2 separate regions of the Homo sapiens genome follow, and region 1 is linked to region 2. Evidence: chromatin loops called from intact Hi-C (ENCODE). Cell type or tissue: dorsolateral prefrontal cortex. All regions are shown on one strand.

Region 1 (2,500 bases), 560 kb after region 2:
AAGGGAACTTCTGCCTATAACTATATTACTTTTTAAAGCACGCAATATTTAATCATCATTTGAAAAAGTAAGTTTGCAAAATCCAGAAAGATATCTTTATCATTGGTCCCAGCGATTTTGCAATTTGGGTTGATTTTTACCATATGTTTCCTTAGGATTCTCTTTGATAATAATATATTTGTATGTAAGCAATTTTTTTTTCTTTATACTAGTCTCATCCTTCAGTGATAGCAAAATGAAACCATAAATCTGGGTTGGTAACATCATAATCATTTCCCCCAGAAACTGTTCACAATGGGAAAACCGCCGAATTTAAATGTAATTGTCTAGCCATGCAGGGAGATGAGATGGGTTGTAAAAGAGGTATTCTCAATTTAAAAGCAAATTATCAATAATGATAGAAGAAATAAATGGCAGTTAACGGGAAATTCTGTTGGAATATACTGTTTTGTGCAAATTCACCAACAGGAATTGTTTGTCTATTCTCCTTCATTTTTTATTCCAGAAAGGAACAAATGAATGCAATCATTCAAGGCAGTAACATCAGCTGTTGTTACATTAAAATGGGTAATTGCTGGGCCCTTTGATTATTTTTAATACATATATATATTTACCATTGGAAATAAAACATATTCATCTATCTGAAAATCAAGTTCAGCTTGAGTCTGCTCTGATTTATTTATTGTAGAGTAGAAATAGGCTTAGATAGATTAGTGATGAGTGTCAGGCATGACTCACTGGTACCTGTATTGCTACATGGCTTAAGAATATGAGTGTGAGAGGCATCCATTACAATTTAAAACAAAATTAGAGTAAAGATCAATATGGCATGCCATTATGCTATTCATTTGGAAAGTATTAGTTTCTTTCTCACAATGACCTTTCGCATTCCAAGTAGAGTTTTTCCTGTCATTTCTCCATGTTGAGCCACTGGAAGATAAATGAGAGGTGCTGAAGTTGACAGCTCCCAGGACAACCTAGGGCCAAGAATCGCCCTGCTATGGTTAGAAAGAACCTGGAGACTTTGGCTCCTCCTACTGGACATGAAAAATACTTTCCAATTTGTGATCTAAGCAAATGTCAAAAATGGTACCTTTCATAAAGCTGGTTTAAAAAGAACAAGGACTTTGTAGCCTTGTGCTTGGCTGAGAGCTCTCTAAAGTGTAAATTTCATCATCTTACTTTAAAACTTAGGATCTTCCTATAGCTCTTCATTATTCCCCAGGATAAGGTCTAAAGTTGTCCATGTGGTTTACCAGCTCCTGGCTCTTTTTAAGTTCACTCTGTGACCCAGGAGGGCTTTTCTCTTGTTGTATCCAATCTTTTGTATATGTTGTTCCTCCAACCAGGAATACCCTTACATACTCTCTTTTCCTGGATAGCTTCTGTTTAGTTTTTAGATCTCCATTTCAATATCACTTTCTCCCTGCCAATCCCTCAACTCCCTACCCAGCCCCCCATAGGCACAGATAAGGTGTTCTTGCGAACTCCTCTAACACCTCCATTTACCTTTACCCTGTCATTTGTCTCAGCTTACTGTAAATGTTGTTCTCTTCTATTAAACTAAAAGGTCTTTACATCAAAGATTTGTTCCCTGATGCACAGCACCAGCCACATAATAAGCTCAATAAATGATAGGTGAACCTTCCTTCTTTCCTGCAGTAGATTGCTGTCTAAATGGGCTAACCACTTTGGAATGAAATGAGAAGTCAACCTGCTCATCCATTTATGTAGTCCTTTGTTCTTTCAGTCATCAAACATGCATCCTTCTTGAGGCTAGTCCCCCATGTAAACCATTTAGTATATAAACTAGACTCAATTTCTGCACTCGAGAAGCGTACAGTCCAATAGCATATGCAGACACATAAATGAGTGATTGCAACTGTCTTGAAACATTTGGCCAATACGGAGCAGGAGCCTATAGCCAGATATGGCAGAAGGGCAGAAGGTCAGGCAAAGCATTCTAGAGAAGATCGTGTCTAAATAGAGAAGATAAATAGGAATTCCACAGAGAGTTGGGTGATGGATATTCCCGAAGGAGAATACAGCTTATGAAAGTGCCTGAAGCAAAACAGCATAGCTCCTTCTAGGAACAGCAAATCTGTTCAATATAAATAGAGTCCTGTTGAAGTTAAGGGGCTGGACAATGGTGAAAGAGCCAAGAGAGTAGAAGCTGGAACTAAAGATATGGGCTAGGGAAGGCCCAAGGCAGGCTCTGAAATGATTTGTAAGGCGTATTTGCTTTACCACAGGCAGTGGAGAGTGACTGGTTAGCTTTTCAAGATGCACCATTACCATAATGATTTCCACTGCCAGTGCTCTGGGCTTCACTCTGCCTTCACTGATGTTTCAATGACCATTTTCTCCATTATTATCTTATATTTGTTTAATAACTTTTCCAGAAGGTCAGTGTAAACATCCAGTGAATTCCAGGGATTTGTAGATTACTCCAGAGTACTCTAGGATTTTTAAGAGATTATCAGTGATATATTAAACAGAA
Region 2 (2,500 bases):
CCAAGCTGGAGTGCAGTGGTGCCATCTCGGCTCACTGCAAGCTCCGCCTCCCAGGTTCACGCCATTCTCCTCCCTCAGCCTCCCGAGTAGCTGGGACTACAGGCGCCCGCCACCACGCCTGCCAAATTTTTTGTATTTTTAGTAGAGACGGGGTTTCACCGTGTTATCCAGGATGGTCTGGATCGCCTGACCTCGTGATCCGCCCACTTTGGCCTCCCTAAGTGCTGGGATTACAGGCGTGAGCCACCACGCCCAGCCCGTGGTTGCTGGTTCTTAATAGAAGATACGGGCCGGGCGCGGTAGTCACGCCTGTAATCCCAGCACTTTGGGAGGCCGAGGCGGGCGGATCACGAGGTCAGGAGATCGAGACCATCCCGGCTAAAACGGTGAAACCCCGTCTCTACTAAAAATACAAAAAATTAGCTGGGCTTGGTGGCGGGCGCCTGTAGTCCCAGCTACTTGGGAGGCTGAGGCAGGAGAATGGCGTGAACCCTGGAAGCGGAGCTTGCAGTGAGCGGAGATCGCGCCACTGCACTCCAGCCTGAGCGACAGAGCAAGACTCAGTCTCAAAAAAAAAAAAAAAAAAAAAATAGAAGATACGGACAGAAACCCTTGCTACACCGAGTTCCGCCCCCTCCTCACAGCATTCCCACGCTAGTGAAAAACTGACGCACAGGCAGAGAACTCCTATCCTGTTGCCATGGGGAGACCTAGGCAGAGCCGGCATGAAAGCAACAGCTGACATGAACAACGTGTGTTACCTCAGTTAAGCCGTATGCTGGAGCCCACTTTACAGATAAGAAAACTGAGGACTAGAGAAGTTAAGTGACTCACCCACGGTCCCACCAATAATATATCGCAAGGCCAGAATGGAAACCCACATCTCCTTGAGTGTGCAGCTCAAGTGTTTCCCTCTCATCGCTTGAATGAAGAGTTTAAACATTCTTGAAAGGGGAACAGGGTTGGCAGAGCGAGAGAAAAATTGTCTGGGTGACAGTGAAGCTGGCTGCCTCAACGCCCGCGGAGGATGTCTGTTAGAAGCAACCTAACCTAAGCGAGGGTATAACCTCGAGGGAGGCCAGTATGGCTTGCCTGTCTTCCTCTGACTGTCCTCCAAGACACACCTATCACGTCCAGGCTGGAAAACAGGACAGCTGCCGGAGTGTCGCTGCGAGGCCAGCGGGTGTCACTGCCTCCCCACGGTGCTCAGAGAGAGCCTGCTGTGAACGGCAGCCAGCGACATTCAGGCTCCCAGCTCTCCCGCAGCCGGGCTTCGCGCCCGTGCCTTCTCTACCAAGTGTCTCTTTCGGGAGGCGCGTCACCCCTGAGCATGTCACACAGCAGACAGCAGCCCCGTGCTGATGGCCAACGTCATAAGCCTTATTTTCCAGAGTTTTTCTACCTCTCCAAAAACACCGCTTCCTTTCAAAATCGCACTATGTGTAAAATCAAAATAAGATGGATGGGGAGATGCAGGAATATCAGAGATTTGCACTCACAGTAAATCAGAAGAATTTTTTAAAGCCCTTCCTGAGTGACAGCAGGCTCCCTGATTATGATCTGAGTGAATGGCAGACTCTTTCCAGCAGTTTTCTTACTCAAGAGACAGGCCAGGATAAAGTAACAGCTGTAAAGAAATTTCTTAGAGCTGAGAGAAAGACAGTCCGGGGCAGGAGAAAGCCTTTCTCTGTTTCTTACTTTCTAGGGGAGGGTATGGCGTCCCCTGGCAGACTTCGGTGAGGCGTGTTTGTGGCAGTCACGGCAAACCCACCATGACCCACGTCTGATGGCTGATTTAACGTTGTCTACTGAAAGGGCACTGTTTCCCTTCACATAGAAATGATGGTAAAGTCTCTGGTAGTGGTGAAACCCTGCCTCTACAAAAGGTGCAAAAATCTGCAGTGCCCATGGTCTAGGGTCTGAGGGAGCAGATCAACGAGAAATTAAAATACTATCCTATCTGAGTCTGTAGGAGAATTGAGTGTTGACTTGATCTCTTAATAGAGTGATCCCTGACTAGACTTGAGTTCAAGGTCCCCGAGGGAAGGTATTTATTTTGTTCACTGCTAAGTTCCCAGCACTCTTGGGAACAAAGTAGGCACTTAGTAAGTATTTATTGATGGCTGGGCATGCGGGATCACTCCTGAAATCCCAACACTTTGGGAGGCGAAGGTGGGTGGATCACTTGAGGTCAGGAGTTCGAGGCCAGCGTGGCCAACATGGTGAAACCCCGTTTCTACTAAAAGACACAAAAAATTAGCTGGGTGCATATCTCACACCTGTAATTCTAGCTACTCGGGAGGCTGAGGCAAGAGAATCGCTTGAGCCCGGGAGGCAGAGGTTGCGGTGAGCTGAGATAGTGACACTGCACTCCAGCCTGGGTGACAGAGTGAGACTCTGTCTAAAAAAAAAAAGACAGAGAAGGTGGGAAGATGTGAAAACATAGCTGTCCATCTGGGGAAGACTCAGCAATCTTGCCTGGCTATGCTACGGTTCACGC

Evidence for each region. A loop is a pair of places that touch in the nucleus more often than their neighbours do. Peaks named below come from ENCODE experiments on the same cell type or tissue, not always from the same donor. Only the 100,000 strongest peaks of a DNase experiment are listed, where the experiment ranks them.
Region 1: it touches region 2 in a loop (6-fold over the local background); 2 of 110 quality-filtered maps call a loop at or near these places.

Annotation. Positions count from the first base shown.
Region 1 is chr16:6,015,220-6,017,719 of GRCh38, reverse strand. It overlaps a transcript of RBFOX1 not described here. Among named protein-coding and RNA genes, the nearest start is that of RBFOX1, 2.6 kb to the left of the region's middle. In dorsolateral prefrontal cortex, a CTCF peak has its summit at 1,023 (motif pointing left); no DNase peak of the experiment used is centred here.
Region 2 is chr16:6,572,515-6,575,014 of GRCh38, reverse strand. The region is part of intron 2 of RBFOX1 (RNA binding fox-1 homolog 1); the gene reads right to left. Among named protein-coding and RNA genes, the nearest start is that of RBFOX1, 550 kb to the right of the region's middle. RefSeq lists enhancers at 762-1,261, 1,262-1,763. In dorsolateral prefrontal cortex, CTCF peaks have their summits at 1,018 and 1,220 (motif pointing right); a DNase peak (open chromatin) is centred at 1,224; H3K4me3 peaks cover 1,008 bases; H3K27ac peaks cover 282 bases.